Regions from separate parts of the Homo sapiens genome. Here region 1 is linked to region 2. A link is a contact called in ENCODE Hi-C or POLR2A ChIA-PET data. All regions are on one chromosome and are shown on one strand. Each heading gives the region's core, a stretch centred on a gene start or an enhancer-like site at or near the end of the contact. The rest is flanking DNA. Distances are from core to core; before and after follow the strand shown. Region 1 overlaps PXDN (peroxidasin). Region 2 holds the start of LALTOP (lung cancer associated lncRNA targeting TOP2A).

Region 1 (3,507 bases), core at 840-3,339, 96 kb before region 2:
TCTGTCCATTCATCCATAACCACTCATCCATCTATTTATCCAGTCATCCACCCACCCATTAATACATTCATTCATCTATTCATTCATTAGTTTATCCATCTTTCCATTCATCCATAACCACACATCCATTTATTCATCATCCATCCCTCCAGCTATCCATCCATTAATGCATTCATTCATTCACCTTTCCATTCATTAGTCCATCTATCTGTTCATTGATTCATAACCACTCATCCATCTATTCTTTCTTCCATTCATTAATTCATTCATCCATCTGTCCATTCATCCATAACTACTCATCCATTTTCCAGTCAGCCATCCATCAATGTATCCATTCATTAGTCCATCTGTCCATTCATCCATAACCACTCATCCATCTATTCATCCATCCATCCATTAATCCATTCATTCATCTGTCCATTCATTAGTCCATCCATCTGTCCATTCATCCATAATCACCCACCTATCTATCCATCCATGATGCGTGCATCCATCCATCCACACATACATCTCTCCATCTAGCTACCCACCCATTCACCCATCCATCCATCCCTCACTACTGGAATCACTGTGAAGTGTCCCACAGTGGTGACAGCAGCAGGCTGTCAGGTGCTTGTGGTCCAGAAGGGGTCAGGCTGTGAGGCACACCGTGCCCTGCAACACTGTGCCCCTGGAGCCACAGCCCTGTCCCTGCTTCCTCGTACCCCCCTCCCATATTTTAAGAATAGTGTTGGAAGCCTAGCTAGAGGGTTATAGAGAAGGAGATAGCTGTGGAAGGAGCCCCACCTGTAGACGCACACCTCTTTTCTCCTAAGTTCAGAATGCACTGATTTTAAAATACAACTTTCTTATATTTTTTGAGGGGAGGTTAGAGAAGCCTCCTTTGCTGGGAAGTTCCTCAGAGTTCTGTGTCTAGCAGTCTTTTTCAACTGGTTATTGAGAAAATAAAGCTCCAAAGAAAATGATTTGGGTGAATATGTTCCCAGTTCTTCTGAGGATCACAGCCAGCTAGAATCTGGATGCTGGGATAACCCATGCATTGCACGCAATGGATTCTGCGTTGAGATTCTCCTGTTCTCAATTTCTCATGGGAGAGGGACTGCCAAGCCACCAGGACTCTGAGGACTCAGTGCCGAGAGAGGAGACTGCGTCAGCATCACAGTCCTGGGGTGAGGGAACGGCCATGCTGGCTGCTGACCGGAATAACCTGAGGTAAAGTGAAGACGTCCACGTGGAGAGCTTTCAAGAGGGACTGCTTTGGCTTAATTTTATTCTTCTTACATGTTCTATTTTGTGTCCGCTCGCTCAGAAACTTCCTGATAGTTCATCTTCAGCCCATCCATTGTCAACACCTCTCGGGTTCATTATTTCTCGCTTAACTCTGTCTTGTGGTATTTTCTCATTTATAAAACTGTCTTATTTAGCACTTTAAAAAGCGTTTCCTCATTCACTCATCAGCTTGGCTTGCCTTTCTCGCCTTCCTAACAAGTGATGTGTATGTGGGAATTCCCCTAGGTTAGATCCCCTTTGAGTCTCTTAGTAACTATTTGGTATAAATATTTCTTGATTCCATTTTATGATTCATTTCCTCAGTGGAGGTCATTAAAGCACAGCCTGATTTGAGGCTTTTATTTATTTATTTATTTATTTTGAGACGGAGTCTCTCTCTGTCTCCCAGGCTGGAGTGCAGTGGCACTGCAAGCTCCACCTCCTGGGTTCACGCCATTCTCCTGCCTCAGTCTCCCAAGTAGCTGGGACTACAGGCGCTCGCCACCAAGCCCGGCTAATTTTTAGTAGAGACGGGGTTTCACTGTGTTAGCCAGTATGGTCTTGATCTCCTGACCTCGTGATCCGCCCGCCTCGGCCTCCCAAAGTGCTGGGATTACAGGCGTGAGCCACCGCACCCGGCCAATTTGAGGCTTTTAGAAAAGCAACAAGCAAAACTCAATCTGTTTCACTAGAGCCTGGAGTCAGTTACTTCCTGGGCTTGGTTTGTGAAGAGGGGCTTCCTGCCTGCTGGTTGGCTGAATCCTGGATGAATGCCCAGTGGGATTAACATGATTCATCCATTTGTTTTGCTCAACTCAAAGAGCACACTGGGTCTTTCTGAACAGGAACCACCTCAATTAACCCGTACCGTTGTTGAAACTATTCCCGTTCAGTTGTTTGAATTCTGACACTTCTAAGTTGGCTTCATCTCAGCTGCCTGCCACATTTGCACCTTCTAAGTGAAGGAGCCCCATCCTCAGCCACGCTGCCTGCCTGCCTGTGATGCTGAATTTTATGTCGACTTGGCTGGGCCACTGCACCCAGATATGTGCTGAGACATTATTCTGGATGTTTCTGTGAAGGGGTTTTTAGAGGACAGTAACATTTAAATCTGGAGACTTTGAGTAGAGCCGACTGTCCTCTGTGGTGTGGGTGGACCTCGTCCAGTTAGTTGAAGGCCTTAACGGAATAAAGGCTGACCTCCCCGGAGCAGGAGGGAATTCCACCAGCAGAGGCGGCTTTTGGACTGGAGCTGCAGCTACCATGCTTCCCCGGGGCTGTAGCATCAGTAAGCGGCCAGCATGAGGACTGCTGTCCTGGGTCAGGCGCCCACCCAGGTCCAACCAGCTGCGGTCCGGGAGGACCAGGTCATGTGACACACATTGCGAACACTGGGTTGGTCAGGGTTCTCCAGAGAAATGGAAACCACAGGATATGTGTACGTGTGTGTGTGTGTGTGTGTGTGTGTGTGAGAGAGAGAGAGAGAGAAAGAGATGCAGAGAGAGAGAGAAAGAGATGCAGAGAGAAAGAGATGCAGAGAGAGAGAAAGAGATGCAGAGAGAGAGAAAGAGATGCAGAGAGAGCTGTATCTGAGAGGCAAAGGTGGTCGGCTGCCTCCCCAGGCTCTGGTCTGGAGCAGGTGGTGTGAGAAAGCGTGGAGCGAGGCACTCCCTGCAGACTCTGGACTTGCCAAGCCACCACCATCTCAGCCAGCTCCTTAAAATACACCTCCCTTCTGCCTCTCTTCTCACCTTCAACCCCACCTCTCTCTCTGCATCCCTCCCTCTCTCTGTGCATCTCTCTCTCTGCATCCCTCCCCTCCCTCTCTCTCTGCATCCCTCCCTCTCTCTGCATCCCTCCCTCTCTCTGTGCATCTCTCTCTCTCTGCATCCCTCCCTCCCTCTCTCTCTCTCTGCATCCCTCCCTCTCTCTCTCTCTCTCTGCATCCCTCCCTCCCTCTCTCTCTCTCTGCATCCCTCCCTCTCTCTGCATCCCTCCCTCTCTCTGTGCATCTCTCTCTCTCTGCATCCCTCCCTCCCTCTCTCTCTCTCTGCATTCTTCCCTCCCTCTCTCTCTGCATCCCTCCCTCCCTCTCTCTCTGCATCCCTCCCTCCCTCTCTCTCTGCATCCCTCCCTCCCTCTCTCTCTCTCTGCATCCCTCCCTCTCTCTCTCTCTCTCTCTACATCCCTCCCCTCCCTCTCTCTCTGCATCCCTCCCTCTCTCTGTGCATCTCCCTC
Region 2 (3,515 bases), core at 626-3,125:
TTATGGTCTAGTACAATACCGCCAAGAAACCACAGTTTTCAGGAATCACTTTGCGGTTACTGGTTTGGTGCTGCGGAGGACGGAAGGAAACACTGTGTACTCCTTTATCAGTTGCAATGACTGTTCAGACATGGACAGTAAATTGGTGTGGCTTTTCTATTACCGTGGTTTGGGGAAGAGAAGGAATAGAAATCTTCAGATTTTCATTATTATTATTTTTTTCTGACCTTGAGCATAATCTTAAGTTATAGGAAAAATTTTATCTTCAATGTGTTTTATCAAAAACATACCTCCTTAATGATTATTAACCCACAATTAAAAGCCGTAAGTGGACCATCCTGGCTAACACGGTGAAACCCTGTCTCTACTAAATATACAAAAAAATTAGCCGGGCATGGTGGCGGGCACCTGTAGTCCCAGCTACTCGGGAGGCTGAGGCAGGAGAATGGCATGAACCCAGGAGGTGGAGCTTGCAGTGAGCCAAGATCGTGCCACTGCACTCCAGCCTGGGTGACAGAGAGAGACTCCATCTCAAAAAAAAAAAAAAAAAAAAGCCCTAAGTTAAGTACTCTATGATGTTATCGTCACATGCTTTTAAAATTGTCTGCATCCTTCCCAGCATGCAAACTGCTTTTCTTGTTGTTTTGTCCTCAAGAAGCAAACTCATCAGGACATAGGATTGGAGCCTGGCTGAGTGACTAGTATGCACCTGTTTATAGAGGAAGTTCCTGGAAAACATTCATGTTTGTATTATTTAAAAATTACTGCACCAGAAATTAACTCAGAGAATGACCACTGGTCATCATTTCTTATGATTCAGGGTGTGTAGGGGAAGGGAGCAGGATGTTTGATGCCGTGTTGTGGCCGCACACTCTGTGGAGACTCGGGACCCTGAGCTTGCCGGGAAGGCTCTGGGCTGGGCTGTGTCCGGCGGCCTCTCTCTAACTCCTCGGTGCCCTGCCTCCCATGCCCTGCAGTCAGGAACTGCTGGACCCAAGACTCGAACCCACTGCCTCTGACCTTGAGTCGGGTACTCTCTTCATTTTACCAAATGTAGAGCAACAACGTGTACATTGAATTAAAACTTTGATATCCGAAACACGGATAGAATTGCAGAGTTCATTGGAAGCTTCGCATCCGAAAGACAAAATCGTGTAATTTTAGGAACCTGAGTGCTTGTAATAAAACGACTGCAATTTATTAGCTCTGTGGCCTTTACCAACTCACGTGACCTTTCCAAATCTTTTTTTTTCTTTGTAAACCAGAGACAATTACGCCGTCCACCTTGTGAGTCTGCTGTACAGATGACCTGAGATGTTCCTATCAAAGTGCTTAGCTCAGGCTAGGAGCTGAATTCTCCTTTCCCGGTCATTTGAGCACAGCCTTGCCCCTAGAGCCCTCAGGCTCAGAGACCCTCCCCCACATCCCATAATTACTTTTAGAAAAACACAGAGACTCACTCATGCTTTCGGGCAGCAGGGAAAAGAGAAGATTCTGGACCTCTTCCCTGACTTCCTACACTGCCTGAAGGTAAAGGCAACGAAGTTATGATGAGAAGCAGCTGAAGTTATGATGAGAAGCAGCTGAAGTTATGATGAGAAGCAGCCGCATCAGACCCAGAACATCTGGCAATTAGAGGCCAGTGGCTAATAGCTCAAGCCTTGCAGAGGCCAGGAATGTGGTTACAAAAGACGGTGCACCTGGGCCCAGCGGGAGCCTTCCAGAAACTGCCGCACAGCCCTCCCCAGCACCCTCCTTCCTGAGTGACTGAGTTCCCCCAGGCATTCCAAACACACCTTTCCTGTCTTTGTGTTTGCTCAGCCTGTCTTCTCCTCCCCTCATCCTTGTTGCTTGAAATATCTCCGTAGCTCCCCATTGCCCACAGCCGGATCCACGGTGACTAATCTCCGGGAAGGCGTCCAGCGTGAGCCGTGAGGCCTGCACCTGCGCCGGACTTCACCACTCACCAGGAGTCTCTGCCCGCCGCCCCCAGCGCGGTTCTCTTCCCTGCTAGACGTAAAGTCCTGGGGACAAGCACAGCCCAGGTGAGCTTTGCTCCACCATCCTTACCTTAACTCGAAATCATGGCTGATTCTGTCCCCGTCCTACTTCGGTAGTGGGGCTCCATGACTTTTTTTTTCTTTTCTTTTCTTTTTTTGAGATGGAGTCTCTCTGTCACCCAGGCTGGAGTGCAGTGGTGGCGCGATCTCTGCTCACTGCAAGCTCCGCCTCCCAGGTTCAAGCGACTTCCTGCCTCAGCCTCCTGAGTAGCTGGGATTACAGGTGCCCACCACCACACCCGGCTAATTTTTGTATTTTTAGTAGAGACGGGGTTTCATCATTTGGACCAGGCTGGTCTCGAACTCCTGACCTCAGGTGATCCGCCTGCCTCGGCCTCCCACCGTGAGCCACCGTGCCCGGCTCCGTGACTTTTTAAGAGGTGAAGATCTTTGCTTATAGCCTGATGGTCACAGAGTCTTTGTATTTTTTGCAAATAGTACACCTGAAGCCGTGAGATTTGGGTGAGCTCCATTCCCGTTAATTGCTATTTGAGCTCAGACAAATTATGTAACTTATTTGAGACTCAATTTTCAGCTATAAAATTGTCAACCTAATAAGAATTTTTTGGCCAGGTGCGGTGGCTCATGCCTGTAATCCCAGCACTTTGGGAGGCCTAGGTTGGAGGATCGCCTGAGCTTGGGAGTATGAGACCAGCCTGGGTAATAAGGTGAAACCCCATCTCTACCAAAAATACAAAAAAAAAAAAAAAATTAACCAGGCGTGGTGGCTTGTGCCTGTAGCCCCAGCTACTCTGGAGGCTGAGGTGGGAGAATTGCTTGAACCCACAAGGAGGAGGTTGTGACAGAGGGAGACTCCGTCTCAAAACAAAAAGAAAAAAAAAGAAAACAGTATATTTTATTTGAACAAAATAAATGTCAGTAAAAAGAAAAAAAATAAAAAGGTTACAGCCGTCTGACCTGCCGGGGGCGGCAGCGGCTTGTTGGGCAGAGTCGCCATGTTGTGCACCCAGATCCCGGCAGGGTCAACCCCTTCCCTGCCAAGAAAGAGCAAGTCCCACCCTCTCAGGGGTCCGAGGGCCACGGCTGTGTCATCTGTGAAGGTAACTGGGGAAAACGGCTCTTCTGGATGCTCCAGAATTGTTTGTCTTATGGACCCTGTGGATAAATACCTCCCTGGTCTCGTGTGTGGAGGTAGCTAGAGCTTTGCCTGGGGCATCGTCGTGCTGTCAGCATGAGTGGGCACTAGAGTAACCTCAGCTCGGTGGTGGAGACTGTAAGCAAGTCCAGATTAGCAATGATCATTCATCTTGCCATCTCTTCCTTCACTTGTTCATTCAGCTACCGGGAGCCCGGCTCTGTGCTCCTAGCTCTGTGACCGAGGTAGATATAAAATAGGCAGAGACTCCATGCAGGTTAGATACAGACTGGCTGGAGACTGTGTACAGTCAATACAGACCAAATATAGGCTAAATATAGGCTATGTATAGACTACAT

The links. A loop is a pair of places that touch in the nucleus more often than their neighbours do. ChIA-PET counts read pairs that join two places held with the same protein, here RNA polymerase II (POLR2A). Pooled maps may share reads with other maps.
Region 1: a loop to region 2 is called in a map of endothelial cell of umbilical vein, with 6 times the contacts of the local background. The contact joins the enhancer-like site here to the promoter of LALTOP in region 2. A Hi-C loop is called at or near these places in 2 of 168 maps with a recorded cell type or tissue (PC-3 and endothelial cell of umbilical vein) and 2 of 50 pooled maps. POLR2A ChIA-PET finds 5 or more read pairs at or near these places in 5 of 52 experiments (H1, MCF 10A, PC-3 and 1 more).

Annotation. Positions count from the first base shown.
Region 1 is chr2:1,719,958-1,723,464 of GRCh38, reverse strand. All of the region lies in intron 1 of PXDN (peroxidasin), which reads left to right. Among named protein-coding and RNA genes, the nearest start is that of PXDN, 23 kb to the left of the region's middle. Within about 2 kb of position 2,089, at least 18 of the 41 ENCODE cell types and tissues checked have a DNase peak (open chromatin) inside an H3K27ac peak, as active enhancers do; they include PC-3 and endothelial cell of umbilical vein, where a contact is called at or near this core.
Region 2 is chr2:1,623,779-1,627,293 of GRCh38, reverse strand. LALTOP (lung cancer associated lncRNA targeting TOP2A) reads left to right here and starts at 1,875. Exons shown (of 7, transcript NR_198949.1): 1 at 1,875-2,045. RefSeq lists an enhancer at 1,210-2,039.